Linked DNA regions of Homo sapiens: region 2 is linked to region 1. Evidence: chromatin loops called from intact Hi-C (ENCODE). Cell type or tissue: Panc1. All regions are shown on one strand. Region 1 holds the start of TRK-TTT7-1 (tRNA-Lys (anticodon TTT) 7-1). Region 2 has its middle 17 kb from the start of TRA-AGC5-1.

The links. A loop is a pair of places that touch in the nucleus more often than their neighbours do. Peaks named below come from ENCODE experiments on the same cell type or tissue, not always from the same donor. Only the 100,000 strongest peaks of a DNase experiment are listed, where the experiment ranks them.
Region 2: a loop joins it to region 1, with 2.2 times the contacts of the local background. A loop is called at or near these places in 5 of 110 quality-filtered maps.

What each region holds. Positions count from the first base shown.
Region 1 is chr6:28,744,810-28,752,809 of GRCh38, reverse strand. TRK-TTT7-1 (tRNA-Lys (anticodon TTT) 7-1) reads right to left here and starts at 5,066; the gene lies at 4,994-5,066. In Panc1, no CTCF peak of the experiment used is centred here; a DNase peak (open chromatin) is centred at 4,934; H3K4me3 peaks cover 1,809 bases; H3K27ac peaks cover 664 bases.
Region 2 is chr6:28,690,013-28,698,012 of GRCh38, reverse strand. It overlaps the pseudogene TRK-TTT13-1. Among named protein-coding and RNA genes, the nearest start is that of TRA-AGC5-1, 17 kb to the left of the region's middle. In Panc1, no CTCF peak of the experiment used is centred here; DNase peaks (open chromatin) are centred at 1,875, 2,082, 4,752, 5,362 and 5 weaker places; H3K4me3 peaks cover 4,334 bases; H3K27ac peaks cover 1,065 bases.

The DNA of each region.
Region 1 (8,000 bases):
TTTTTCTTTTGACGCAGCTGCAAGGCCACAAATTAAGCACTGTATGATTAACTGCCTTTGTTTTGCTTATAAAAACTCCTGCTCTGTCTTTGTTCAACGCTCAGCATTTTTTGTTTGTTTGTTTTGTTTTGAGACAGAGTCTTGCTCTGTCGGCCAGGCTGGAGTGCAGTGGCACGATATTGGCTCAATGTCACCTCCGCCTCCTGGGCTCAAGCAATTCTGCCTCAGCCTCCCGAGTAGCTGGGATTACAAGCATGTGCAACCACGCCTGGCTAATTTTTGTATTTTTAGTAGAGACGGGGTTTCACCACGTTGGCCAGGCTGGTCTCGAACTCCTGACCTCAGGTAATCTGCCAGCCTTGGCCTCTCAAAGTGCTGGGATTATGGGCGTGAGCCACCAGGCCCGGCCAGTGCTCAACTTTTTGGATGTGAATCCACTCAGTGGCTGCTTACCTTAAAATAAATATCCTCCTGTTCTCCTGTATCAGTCTTTCCGTTCCTCAGTTTACCACCACAATAGTATTCCCTTATCCTAATATTATTTTTATATATTAGGATATATCATACTACATATGTTATATAAAATATTATATTGATAATATGTTATGTTAATATTATATAATAAATAACATAATTATAAAATATATTTATTTATATGATTATTTAACAAGTTATATATTATTATTTACTTATATTATTAGGATATAATATATCCTTATATATTATTAGTATATACTATGTATATTATATATATATATATTCTGAATAATCTTGAGGATGCTTTTCCTCCTTCATTTTTTAACTCTAGCCTGCCTCTTCCCTTTCCCCACCTGCTGGTTCTCGGCTCCTCTCCACCTTCTTTCTCATTTATTTCTAAATGAAGTTTTCACAAAAGCGCAGGGCACTCCTAGTCTCGTTTATGCACATTTTAAGCACTATGTTGAGATTCCTATGCAGCTGCTATTTTAATTTCCACATCACTTTCCTTTTTTTTTTTCCTTCTCTACATGCTTGACTTTAAACATTTCTGCAGCATAGGCTGAGGCTGGGCCCAGCTGGGGAGAGATGCGAGGCCAGATAAACCTAGAGTAGAGAAATGTTGTTTCCTGAGTGGGAACGCTCCGACCTTACAAGGGGGAGAAAAAGTCTGCGACGGAGTTTCGCTCTTGTTGCCCAGGCTGGAGTGAAATGGTGCTATCTCGGCCCATTGCACCCTCCACCTCCCGGTTCAAGCGATTCTCCTACCTGTCTCCCGAGTAGCTGGGATTACAGGCACCCGCCACCATGCATGGCTAGTTATTTTTTAAATGCTGGGATTACAGGTGTGAGCCACCGAGCCCGGCTAAATTTTTTAAAGGAAATCATCCAAAAACATATCCTTTTGATGTCAGCAGAGTCTACAGTGATATCCTCTTTTTATTCCTGATATTGGTAATTTGTGTCATCTCTCTTCCTAAAATTTCTGTCTTACTAGAGGTCTTCTTTTATTGATCTAAAGGAACTAGCTTTTTGTTTGTTTTTCTTTTTTTGTTTGTGTTCCGTTTCACTGAATTTTGTTCTTATTTTTATTGTTATCTTTTGTCTATTTGCTTTGGGTTTATTTTGCTTTTTTCCCCACCTGGGTTCTTCAAATAAAAGTTTAGATGACTGACTTGAGACTTTTTTCTTTTTCTAATGTATGCAGTTAGTGGTATACATTTCTCTCTCAGTGTTTTTTTAGGTTGTCTTGAAAATTTTGGTATATTGTGCTTTCATTTTTATTCAGGTTAATTTATTTTTTGATATCTACTAAGTCTTTCTCTTTGTCCTGTGTACTATTTAGTAGTGTGTTGTTCATTTTCCAAGTGTTTGGATGTTCTTCTGTTGTCTTTCTGTGATTGACTTTTAGTTTGATTTCATTGTGGTCAGGGATCATACTGTGTGAGTTAATTCTTTTAAATTTGAGGTTTGTTTTATGGCCCAGAATATGTTCCATCTTGACCTGTGTTCTGTGTGTTCTGCTTTTCTTGTGTGGAGTCTTCTTTAAATGTTGACTGAATTCTGTTAGCTGAAGATGATTTTGAGTTCTTCAACATCCTTGCTGATTTTCTGTTTAGTTGTTCTATCGATTATTATGAGAGAAGTGTTGAAGTCTCTAATGTAATTGTGGATTTGTCTATTTTTTAAAAATTCTTTTTTTCTTTACATATTTTCAACTCTGTTTGGTTTATACATATTTAGGATTGTTATGCCTTCTTGGTGGATTTTTAAAATTTTTCTTTGTTCTAAAGCTTATATTAGGCCAGACGTGGTAGCTCACGCCTGTAATCCCAGCACCGTGGGATGCTGAGGTGGGTAGATCACCTGAGGTCAGGAGTTTGAGACCAGCCTGACCAACATAGTGAAACCCCATCTCTACTAAAAATACAAAAATTAGCCAGTCATGGTGGTACGTGCCTGTAATTCCAGCTGCTTGGGAGGCTGAGGCAAGAGAATCACTGGAACCCTGGAGGCAGAGGTTGCAGTGAGCAGAGATCGCGCCATTGCACTCCAGTCTGAGTGACAAGAGTGAAACTCCATCTCAAAGAAAAAAGATAAATAAATAAAGTTCATATTATATTAATATACTCACTTTTGCTTTCTTTTAATTAACATTTGAATGTTATATATTTTTATATGCTTAATTTCAACCTGTATGTATAATTATATTTGAAATAAGTTTCTTGTAGACAGCATGTAGTTGGATTATATTTTCTAATCTACTCTGTTAATCTCTGTCTTTTAATTGGTACCTTTCGACCATTTACATTTAATGTAATTATTGATATGTTAGGGCTGAAATCTAGCAGTTTGTTTTCTATTTGTACCCTGTTACTGCCATTTTCTGGGGATATGTATGTATGTATGTATTTATTTATTAAAGCCTTCTTTGTGGACTACTAGTATACTTTTTTAGAATTTCATTGTCATTTATCTGTAGCGTTTTTGTGTGTGTGTGGTTTTGTTTTTTTGATTTTTTTTTTCTCCTGCCTCAGCCTCCCAAGTAGCTGGGATTACAGGCATGCGCCACCATGCCCAGCTAATTTTTGTAGTTTTAGTAGAGACAGGGTTTCACCATGTTGGCCAGGCTGGTCTCGAATTCCTGACCACAGGTGATCCCCCTCAGCCTCCCAAAGTGCTGGCATTACAGGTGTGAGCCACTGTGCCCAGCCTATCTGTAGTGTTTTTAAATGATCTCTTTATATAACTCTTTTAGTGATTTGTCTGAGTATTACATATTTATTTAATTTATCACTGTGTACTGGTATCATTATTTTATCAGTTAAAGTGATGTGTGTCATCTTTACCTTTTTGTCACTTTGCCTCTCCTACTTGTAATATAATTGTCTTAAATTATTTCTTCTACATACATTTCGAACCACATCGAACCATGTTATACTTTTTTCTTTCTTTCTTTTTTTTTTTTTTTTTTTTGAGACATTGTCTCACTCTGTTGCCCAGGCCTGAGTGTAGTGGCGTGATCTTGGCTCGCTGCAACCTCCGTTTCCCTGGTTCAAGTGATTCTCCCTCCTCAGCCTCTCGAGTAGCTGGGACTACAGGTGTGTGCCACCATGCCCAGCTAATTTTTTGTATTTTTAGTAGAGACGGGGTTTCACCATGTTAGTCAGGCTGGTCTTGATCTCCTCATCTCATGATCTGCCCACCTTGGCCTCCCAAAGTGGTAGGATTACATGCCTGAGCCACCGTGCCCGGTCATGTTACACTTTTTGCTTCAACTGTTAAACATAATTTAGAAAGCTCAAGAGGAAAAGGAAAATGTATTGTTTTTACCTTTTTTTTTTTTGCTTACCATGTTCTTTCTTCTTTCCTGGTGTCAATTATTTCTTCTTTTATCATTTCTTTCCATCTGGAGAAATTTAACTATTTTTTAAAGGATAATTCTGCTAGAAGCTAATTATCTTAGTTTTCTTTGCTCTGAAAATGTCTTGATTTCTTCTTCAGTTCTAAAGGATATTTTCTGTGGATATAGAATTCAGAATTAACAATTCTTTTCTTTCGGTCCTTGAAAACTGTTGTGCCACTCTTTCTGACTTCTGTGATTTCTGATAAGATACCCACTGTTATGCAAATTGGTTTTCTCTGTAGGTAAGGTGTTTTGTCTCTTTTCTTGCTTTCAATATCTCTTTCTCTGTTTTTAGAGTTTAGAAATTTTGATTGATTTTGTTTTCAGTTAACCGTTGAAGGAGATTCTCTAAAAAATATGTAAAAATGCAAATCTCCAGGTCAACAGTCTCTAAAATAGTTTAGATTTCTGTATTCTGGTGTTTGGAAAACAACTTCACTAAGGCAATCCCTTAGGGCTGGTAATTTCATGATGTAAATCATTCCACATTTGTAAAGCATAAAGTAGCAAAGTTTTAGTCACTGTACAAACAAGTATCTGAACTTCTTCCTGTGCTTAATTGGTATAAACTATCTTGGGCGGCAGTTCCCCACCTTTTTGGCACCAGAGACCGTTTCATGAAAGACAGTTTTTTCCATGGATGAGGGAGCAGGGGTTGGGGGGGATGATTTTGGGATGATTCAAGCACATTAGATTTATTGTGCACTTTTTTAATATTGTTATTATATTGTAATATATAATGAAATAAGTATCCAACTCACCATAATGTAGAATCACTGGAAGCCTTGAGTTTGTTTTCCTGCAACTAGACAGTCCCATCTGGCACTGATGGAAAACAGTGACGGATTATCAAGCATTAGATTCTCATAAGGAGCCCACAATCTAGATCCCTTTCATACGCAGTTCACAATAGGGTTTGGACTTCTGTGAGAATCTGACGCCCCCGCTTATCTGGGAGGAAGAGTAGCTCAGGCGGTCGCAGGAGCGTTGGGGAGTTGCTGTATAAGGACAGATGAAACTTCTCTGGCTCGCCTGCCGCGCTGCCTGATACGCGGTTACGTTTACTGGAGGTTGGGGACTCCGGAGCTAGAGTAAAACACACAAATATTTCGCCTGAACAGGGACTTGAACCCTGCACCGTCAGATTAAAAGTCTGATGTTCTACCAACTGAGCTATCCAGGCCCTGGGTAGACGCAACCCACGGAGTATGTAATCTAGATTTCTCCATTTGTTCAGTTCATTTTGTTTCATGTTGCAATTTGTAAATCATATTACTTGAATTATCCTCTTTTCGAAGACCCTGCTTAAGAGAGACATTATAATCCCTAGGAATATTTTCCTTTTCTCTTTTTAAACATTTCCTTTCTGTAGATTTTCGTAACCTGAGATGGAGCGTCTTCTACACAAAGCACTGCGGAGTTGCTAGATACAGAGGGTTTCATTCTCGCCAATTACCTGCAACCTAAACTTCTCGAGGCAACTGTGGAGCTACTTTTGTTCGTATCCCTCAGTATTGTCTTGCATCTCTTTCTTGAAGCCTTTGTAGGCAGAGGGTAAGAGAGACGAAGGAGGAAGAATTTGAAGATGCAAGAGAACATTCCATAATGGACCCCTTTCTGTTGGTGGATGAAACTGCCAGCCAGGCATCACTTTGGCAAGTGGACCTCAGACCGGCGGTCTGGCTGGCCAGAGAGGAAAACCGCGTGTAACAGTGTCTTTTGGTTTAGTATTTAGTGCCGCTTTTGCTGGTCACAGTCTAAAGGTTTTAGAAATAGTGATGTTAAACACAGCAAGCATTTTTCTGCCAGATATTCGTTCTCCAAACACAGACAGACAAAGGCAGTAATTAATAATGGATCTTTTCTTTGTTTTTTTCTTGTTTTATTTTTGAAGATATTTTTTCTTCGTCTATGGATCTTTTTTTTAATTTTTAATTTTTACTGCTGCATAGTATATATATGTATATATATGATACATGGGATATTTTGATGCAGGCATACAATGTGTAATAATCATATTGGGATAAACGAAGCATCCATCACCTCATCCATCGCCTCAACACCTTATCATTTCTTTGTTACAGACATTCCAGTTATAATCTTTAAGTTATTTTTAAATGTACAATACATTTTTGTTGACTATAATCACCCTGTTGTGCTATCAAATGATAGATCTTATTCATGCTAACTATATTTTTGTATCCATTAACCATCTCACTGCCCCCTCCAATACCCTTCCCAGCATCTGGTAACCATCATTCTACTCTCTGTCTCCATGAGTTCAATTGTTTTATTTTTGGCTTCCACAAATGAGAGAGAATATGTGAAGTTTTACTTTCTGTGTATAGCTTAACTTAATGTCCTCTAGTTTGTGGAGGAAAAGTTACGTATTAAATTTGAACTCAATTGAACGTGGACACAAACAATGGTCACCAAATCCTGAACAGGTTGTATGAACCCCTTGAGGTGTTCATCCAGTGCTGTTTTGGAGAAATCTCTATTTCAATCTATTCCTATACGTTAGTTATTGAAAAACAACAGACAATCGCAAAAACAAGTTGACCTTTTCTTGTTCCTTGAGCTCAGTCGCGAAGGGCTCTCGTGAGCTTCATGAGACCTCTCCTTCTCTGTGCATGGACGAGTGGCCGACTCTGGAGCCGGGGCTGTTGCTTCCCGGTGTGGTGATGAATCCTTCATAGTCTTGTGAGTGTACATATATATAAATATATATATTTATATATATATATATATATTTGGTGAGTGTGTGTATATATATATATATATATATCTTTTCCCTTCTCCCCTTCCCATTGCAATTTGCTTATTGTATCATTTGTTTATTATATCTGCATTGCCGTTTACGTGGGATAAAGGTTATTTACCCTTAAAGGTATTGTGTGTGTGTCTTTTCTTCTCCCCTCTCGCATTTCCCGCACAGAACATAGTTCCATCCGCTTTGCAAATGACAAGACCTCATTCTTTTCATGGCCGAATAGTACCCCGTTGTGTATACGTACCACATTTACTTTATTCATTTATCTGTTGATGGGTACTTAGGATGCTTCCCAATCTTGGCTATTGTGAATAGTGCTGCAATAAAGATGACAGTGTAGATATCTTTTCGATATACTAATTTCCTTTCTTTTGGGTATAGGCCTAATAGGGGGATTGCTGGAATATATGGTAATATTTTTAGTTTTCTGAGGAACCTCCATACTATTCTCCAAAGCGGTTGTACTAATTTAAATTCCCACCAAGAGTGTACTAGGGTTCTCCTTTCTCCACGTCCTTGCCTGTCTTTTGGATGAAAGTCATTTTAACTTGGGTGAGATAACATTTCATTTTAGTTTTGATTTGCATTTATTTGATGATCAATGGTGTTGAGCACCTTTTCATATATTTGCCATTTGTATGTCTTCTTTTAAAAGACATATAGACAAAAGAATGGTAAATAGATATGTGAGTAGAAAATCTTTACTTGGCTGAGTTTTCTTTATCCTTTCCTTTCACAGTAGCCCCCATCCCCAACACACACACACATACACACACACACACACACACACACACACACACACACACACACGTCAGGTCAATAACCAGACCATAAGTGCTGCAAATCTTAGTTCTTTCTGTGTGTGTGAGTGAACGTTTGTTGTACACTGGATCACACCTCACAGGAAATGCTGAGTTTTCCAAATTCTAAAGTTAAGAACATTATTAGGGTCATGCATTATGGGTTTTTGTAAAATGGCTAAAGTAGCTACATTGGGAGATTCTTTGTCTAAAGGTGCAATACATCCCCCAATTTGATTCAGGGCTTGGAAAGTTGTCTGGTTTCATCTAAACAAATAAATAAATTCTATTTTTTTCAAATCTCAATTATAGAAACCTTTATCTACAGACACCCTCCTCCATTCATTTCTTCAGTGAAATTATCTAGACAGATTGTTATAGAGAGATTAAGAATGTCATACTTTCAAATCTCTCTTGGATTCCTCCCAAAATACTTTTGTTAGAAATATTTAAACATTTTAAAGGAATCTTGCCTGGAACCCATCAGATAAAAATCAAAAGGCATCAGAGAAAACACTGAAAGGCTTTGGAAAGGAAATGGTAT
Region 2 (8,000 bases), 55 kb after region 1:
TGGAGTGGCCTGACTGGAGTGAGAAAATTGGAGGAGGAAGATCTTAGTAAACAAAACTGTTTTTTGGTCTAGCATTCCATTACTTTTCATGGCATAGCTGCAAAAAGGGACTGGTCTAGGATTTTCTGAAATAGTGAGGTTGAATACAGTAAACTGTCCTACCAACCACTGGATATCCAGAAATTGGGACAATCATCAGTTTTAGAGGATTTACTGAAATGTAGGGTCAATTGGGGTATATAGCTTGGTGGCAGAGCACCGGCTAAGCATGCAGGTGAGTCCAGGTTTATTCCTTCATACTGCTTTTCTCTTACTTCTTCAAAGCTGTACTTAAATAACACAACCCTGTTGCATAAGCATAAGACAAGAAGAATTGAGAGAGAAATATCCCCCTCACTCAGGATCTCCCAAAAGGAGAGGAACAATCGTGTCACCATCACATTAGTAAGCTCTCATTCTTTTCGTTCCATTACACAGTTTCCTGAGGAACAACGATGAAAAAGAATGATCAAGGAAAAGAAAAAGAGGCCCTTAAGCAATCTTTGTTAACAACTCTTTTTGTGGTTGTTCCTGTGTGAAGCCTGAGGAGCCAAAACTCACCCACTGATTTTTCTCTCCCCTCACTGCTCTTCCATGCACACAGATGGCAGTAGTTTCAATCAATTACCAAATGTGGCAGGTTATTGATCCCAACTTCTGAGTGAGGGATCAAGGGAAAGACATCTCTCAAATAATGCAGTGCTTTCGAAACTCAATAGCTGAGATAATTACTAGTGTCAGTGAAGGTAGAGGTGCAGCTGACATAACTCAGTTGGGAGAGCCCCCGATTAAAGGTCTAAAACTCCCATATCCCTCCTCAGAGTTTGAAATCAATGATGTGTTTCAGCAGCATGTTGCCTGATCACAAACATCCTCCTGCACTCACTTTTCAAGGAAATCTTCTAGAGGGCTAAGGCGAGGAGAATCAAAATTGGGTGGCTTAAATGTTCCTTGCCTTTGCCAGTGAACACTTTTTTTTTCAGTGTTTTGAGGCTTTAAAGGAAAACTTGCTTGATATAACTTTCGTCAGTGTTACACAACAGCTCTTGGATAAAGAAGCAGCCCAAGGCTTTGACGTGAATATGTACATCCTTCGCCTTATATGCTAAGCTGAAAGCTTCCCGTGAACAAAGGGCTCTGCTCGTTCCCAGACAATTCAATTCTATTTGCTTTGCCATATCCAGGACCTGCTCGCATTTTCCAATCCCCCGGTGGCACTGCTTGAAGGTTTCCGGGCCTCTTTGACTTTTTCTTTCAAATATGTACATATATAGCAGAATTCCTCCTTGTGTCCGTGGGTTCTCAAAGGGAAGGCAGTTGGAAATTCTCTCCGCTGCCCTGCGTCTGACCTTGCCCTGTTTATTCCCTAAGTCTGGGTGGGAGGGAATATGTCACTCCATTTAAAGTTGATGGAGTTTTGAAGTCGCTGTTTTAAAACCCGTTTGTGGATATAATAATCGTCAAGCGAGAAATAGAGATGGGGTGTGGAATCAGAGCAGGACAATCTCAGAACCTGGGACTCACGAAAAGAGCTGGAAAATGGATGTTGGCAGAGCCTCCGACCCAGCATGGTGTGAAGATCAAGGAAAGCCCGCGGCTGCCTCTGGACTGAAAAACACTTTTTTCTGAGTCATTATCGCTGCTATATATGTTGGAGACTTGAGACTGTCTCAGGACCTTCCTGGTGGAGGCAAGAAACTCTCACCGAGTCGCCGGCAAGTGGACCTTGGAGCAAGTTAACAGGAATGGGAAGGTCCTAGAATCAAAAACGGTGCTATTCAGACTAAAATCTGTTACTCGTCTAATGAAGCCACTACACAGTATCCAGTCTTGTAATTTCAGAGATAATGAAATTTAATCCAGTGGACTTTCTCTACCTAACTCTTAAGTTAAAAAACTATAACAAAACAAAACCAACAAGAAAAATAGCAACAACATTTTATAAAAGAACCCAGGAAGTTTGAGAGTCAGGGGGTGTAGATCAGTGGTAGAGCGCATGCTTCGCATGTACGAGGTCCCTGGTTCAATCCCTGGTACCTCCATTTTTCCTTCAGCCAATCCATCCTCTCATTATGGACCTCCATTGATTTGGGAGAAGCAGATCTCATGTCTGTTTGGGTGAGTGATTGGAAGAACTTGGATAACCCAAACCGCGTTTCTTAAGGAATGCGGAGCTTGCCAATGTGAACTTTGAAAACTCATTTGCGGCCGGACGCGGTGGCTCACTCCTGTAATCCCAGCACTTTGGGAAGCCGAGGCGGGTGGATCACGAGGTCAGGAGATCGACATCATCCTGGCTAACACGGTGAAACCCCGTCTTTACTAAAAATACAAAAAAATTAGCCGGGTGTGGTGGAGGGCGCCTGTAGTCCCAGCTACTCGGGAGGCTGAGGCAGGAGAATGGCATGAACCCGGGATGCAGAGCTTGCAGTGAGCCGAAATCGTGCCACTGCACTCTAGCCGGGGTGACAGAGCAAGACTCCGTCTCAAAAAAAAAAAAAAAAAAAAAAAAACAGAAAAAGAAAACTCATTTGCAAGTTTGAGGGCCAGATGCTATCAGCATGCAGGGAGAATTAGATATGGTAGGGGGCTTAAAGTCTTAAAAGTTTTCTTCTCGACGCCGGATTTTGGCAGAGTGATTAGTCTGGTAGATAGTAAATAGATTCTCATTGAATATTTTGACACGCTGTGTTATCGCATACTTAGTTGAAATAAAATTGCAAGAGTCTTAGTGGGCGATGGGTTAAAATTTCTTCTCTTACACTTGCCTTCTGAAAAATCAAGTTGCTTGTGTTTACAGTTGTACAACCAGAAAGTAGAATTCATGAGTTAACAGCACACCAAAGATCCCTGCGGTAGATGCAGCCAAAGGGGCAGTGTGTGTGTGTGTGTGTGTGTGTGTGTGTGTGTGTGTATGTGTGTGTGTGTGTGTGTGTGTGTGGTGGCGGGGTGGGGAACAGTTTAAGCATAGACAGATGCCTAAGTTATTGAGTTTCCTGAAATAAACACTGACGGTATAAACAAGGGGCCAGTAAAAATGATAAGACGAAGAACTCCTCTGTTTCTAAGCATAGTCCTACACTGGAGGAATGTACCAAAATCAGTTCCATTTTTGTTTCCTTTTGAATGCTAGTTCATGTATCAAAGCGGGGGACAAAAAGTGAAAAAGCTGGAATTCTGCTGAGAACTTGCTTCTGGAGCTCTGGATTTTCCCGTGTCTAGGGAGAAGGCCTTTGAAGTGAGGGTAGCAGGAAGACTGGAAATGCATTCATATAGATTTCTAGAAAACAAAATAAAACTTGGCCTTAGACCGATTTTGGACCCTGGGATTCATTGTTTCTGCTTCACACATCTTCCTACCTGTCAGCTTGCTCCAAGGTCCGCTCCACAACCGACTCCCTGGCGGGCACTTCCATTCACAAAGCCCCAGGAATGAAGCATTTTCTTGCCTCTTCAAGTTGCCCCTTTCCCTCAACTTCTTCTGCCTAAGGACACCAAAGGTAACACAGAAAGGAAATCAAAGAAGTAAAGTTAAATGCTGCTTGGCGAACTCTAGGTCCTAATGGAGGATGTAAAACAGAAGCTTACAGAATTCACAAAACCTGGCCTGAAATGCAGAGCGACAGCGTGTGTCTGGCAAATCTGGGGTGGTTACACGGCCAGGACCGACAGCTGCTTTTCCATCGCCGAAGCTCTGATCTGAAAGAGAGGAGGCGGGGTAGGGAGGAGGAGGGAGAATGCTGCAGTCGGATACATAGCCTCTTTCAGATGGGATTCTCTCTGGAATCAGGAGAGGGCAAGGGAGAAGGTGTGTGGACTGGGGCACGATCTATGCAAGGAACTAACACTTTGTACGCCTGGTGAGCGTCTCAAACGTGATCTGACACAGCTCAAAGGGTCGACGCTGTCATCCTCTCGCCAGTGTTTTGTGTGACAGTCAACCCAGACATGAGTTTTGGATGACGACCGAAATCACGGTCCAGGCGGGGCCGGGCAGTTAAGTTACATCATTTAGAAAGCTCCCTAAATTCGAAATCCGGCAGATTTGGGAAATCCTGGCCTGGAAAATCAAGAATTCAAGCTGGATGGAGTGGGCTGAGTTATTGGGAAGTCGTGGCCTAGGAGGAGGCAGTGAGGAGACCAGAAGGGAAAGGGTGAAGGGATGGGTGGTTGGAGAGAGGGGGTGAGGCGAGGTTGGGGTTAGCAAAACAGCACGTACAGGATTTGGATGGATGAATAAGTAGGACGTGTCCAAGCTCTGCACGTTTTCTCTGAGTCCTCTAGGTACGAAAAAATATTACAGTCTTGTATGTTTGAAAGGAAGTAGGCCAAAACCTTTCGTCCCCTAGTAAGATACCATTCCTTTTTACGCAAACAACTGTCGGCTTTTGAGAGCGTCGTTGGGCTGTTTCCAGAGCTGAACGCTTCGGGAGCGTACCCGCGTAGCTAGGTTTTGTTTGAGGTGTAGTAGCGGCTGGTATTGGTGGCTTTCGAAAAAAGCCAGATGGTTGTGGTGGGAGTAGGTTGGTGAGTGTAGAAATGGGATTTGCCGGCTGCTTTTGGTTTGAGCACGTGAGGTAGTTCTGCAAGCGATTGTTTTCGTTTGGAATGGAAGACAAAGCTGACGATAACTGTATTTCTCTGTACTTAAGCTATGTACTTAAGCTATGAGGGAAGGTTGCTGTCGTGAGCCTGGGTAGCTCAGTCGGTAGAGCTATCAGACTTTTAGCCTGAGGATTCAGGGTTCAATCCCTTGCTGGGGCGTAAGGCCTTGGCCTTCTGTTGATGAGTGTTTTATATACCAAGCAAGGATTTTAATTCACCTTGCTCTATTCTGGACATTTGAATTTGAGCTGTTAGGCCAGAAAAATAATGGCTGAAGCCATCAATCAGAGGTTTCTGGTGCTTGGGATTTTGTTTAAAGGCAAAAATTAAGGAAAGGCCGGGCGCGGTGGCTCACGCCTCTAATCCCAGTACTTTGGGACGCCGAGGTGGGCAGATCGCTTGAGCCCAGGTGAAGGGGTGGCCTGCCCCTCCACACCTGTGGGCGTTTCTTGTCAGGTGGGATGAGAGACTGAAAAAAGAAATAAGAGACAGAAACAAAGTATAGAGAAAGAAAAGTGGGCCCAGGAGACTGGCGCTCACGTGCTGGCACTGGTCTCTGAGTTCCCTCAGTATTTATTGATCATTATCTCTACCGTCTCGGAGAGGGGGATGTGGCAAGATGATAGGGTAATAGTGGGGAGAGGGTCAGCAGGAAAACATGTGAACAAAGGTCTCTGTGTCATAAATAAGTTTAAGAAAACGTGTTGTGCTTTGATGTGCATGTACAAAAACATCTCGTACACAAACATCTCTGGGTGCATTAAAGAGCAGTATTGCTGCTAGCATGTCTCACCTCCAGCCTTAAGGCTGTTTTCTCCTATTTCAGTAAATAGAACATACAATCGGGTTTTACACCGAGACATTCTATTGCCCAGGGATGAGCAGGAGACAGATGCCTTCCTCTTATCATAACTGCAAAGAGGCCTTCCTCTTTTACTACACAGACCCTTTATGGGTGTCAGGCTGGGGGACAGTCAGGTCTTTCCCTTCCCACGACGCCCTATCTCAGGCTATCACATGGGGAGAAACCTTGGACAATACCTGGCTTTCCTAGGCAGAGGTCCCTGCAGTGTATTGTGTCCCTGGGTACTTGAGGTTAGAGAATGATGATGACTTTTAACAAGCATGCTGCCTTCAAGTACTTTTTTAACAAAGCATATCCTGCACAGCCCTAAATCCACTAAACCTTGAGTCAACACAGCACATGTCTCTGCAAAGCACAGGGTTGGGGATAGGGTTACAGATTAACAGCATCTCAAGGCAGAAGAATTTCTCTTAGTACGGAACAAAATGGAGTCTCTTATGTCTACTTCTTTCTACATGGACACAGTAACAGTCTGATCTCTCTTTTCCCCGCATTTCCCCCTTTTCTTTTCAACAAAACCGCCATCGTCATCATGGCCCGTTCATCATGGCCTGTTCTCGATGGTCGCTGTCTCTTTGGAGCTGTTGGGTACACCTGCAGACTAACAACAGACAGAACAGGCACACAAGGATTAATATGAAATTTATAAGAGTAGTACTTCCGATGGTCTTAACCCAAGTGACAGGGTTAAGATTTGCAAGACCATCAGCAACTCCCGCGATTGCCTCAGTTCCTGGTACCAAATTTAAATGGGCTTTTGATGCTTCAAAAATTTGTTCTTTTAATTTGGAAATGTCTAAAGTGAGGTTATCTTCTCTTCCCTGTAGATGGCATCTAACCATGTCCCAGTGATGCTCAGACTCATTATAAACTCGGGGTGTAATACAAAAATCTGACCTATTTCAGTCACACTGTAACTGGAAACGATGTTCCAAGCTCATGAGTCTATCTCCCATCCAAATGACAGTTTGTCTAAGATCATTAATTTGATTTGCCAGTTTTTGATTAATACCAGATTGTGAATTCCACAATCTTGTAGAATTCTTTTGCCAATCGTTAACAAAGTTTACTGTCTGAACAGAAGAGTGCAATGCAACTCCTGCCACAGCGGCCGTAGCTGTGACTGCACTTAATCCGATAACACTGCAATTAAAGTAAAAACGAATCTTTTGGATCTATTTAAAATGCCTTTTAATACTTCAGTCAAAATATGGACAGATGGCGAGGCCTCCCACGGTCGGTGCATGGACACGGGGATCCACACGCCTTCTCTTGCTCTCACTAGCAGAATACAGTGCTGCCAATTAAAAGTCGAATCAATGCAAGTAAACAGTCTGCAATTTTCACAGGTTATAGTTTGGGAGTCTGGTTTAATAACTATATTTCCTACAACTAGCATATAAGGGGGCTTTACACAACTTTGTGAAGGAACCGTTAGACTGGAATTTAGGTTGATAGTGTAACACGGCTTATGATCTCTTGTTTTTATAGCTTGATTTCTAGACCAAATTCTAATATGGTAATGAGGCCACATTAAGCCTCCATAATTCTGGATGTTCAGGACCAGAAACAGGACTTATTATTTTTGGTCTTGGAGTAGAGATTTCTTTTTCTCCTCATTCTCAAGGGTAGAAAGACTATAATTTTTCGTGCTTATGTTTGTCTAGACTTTCTGTTATGTCGCTATCAACATCTGGACTCACTTGTGCACTGGGACATGATTGAGTTTGTCCTGTGCAATTGTGGTAGAATTGACCTCGAGGTGCCCTATCTATAACAGTTCCAAATTCATCGTTTTGTAATATCACTGCTCTATTGGCCACACATTCTTCCAAAACTAAAACTTCTGTGTCTTTTGATCCTTTGGGAATTTCCTTGGGGCAAGGTTTCCCTTTAGGCCTAAATTTTAATGATCTTTGATAAGAAAAGTCCTGTAAATAATTTACCTGTGGCCTGAGTGACATTCCACTTACCATGTGATAAGTAAATCTACTGGTGGTACTGAAAGTAGGTACGTTTACCAACCAATTTTGGATTGCAGGCATTAAACATCCTGGTGTTCTCCCTAGGCAAATAGGAGGATAACAATACCCAGTGGAAATATTTATCATCATTCCTTCTTCCTCAGGTTTGGCAGGGCAATAATCATCTGTGGGGCCAGGTAGCCACACGCTATTATTAACATATAATTCAATAGGATTATCCATCCATGTGACTCCTGAATTAAGGGCAGGAAAGGCACATAGGCCCAGTAGGTATAATTAGCTGCAGCTACTCCTGCAGGCATGGGGAGACACCACCGTTGATACAATCATCAAAGCTGCAAGCAGCATACTCTCTGGAGTTTGTGTCTCCTTTGTGTTCTCTAGACATTTTGTAGCTAACTGCGTCAGCTTCTTTAATTGTGCCCAAGTCAGCAGCTTTGTCTTCTTGGTGGATGGCAACTTCATCTATTCTTCTGACATCACCATTCTGTTCATCTTGTGAGTCG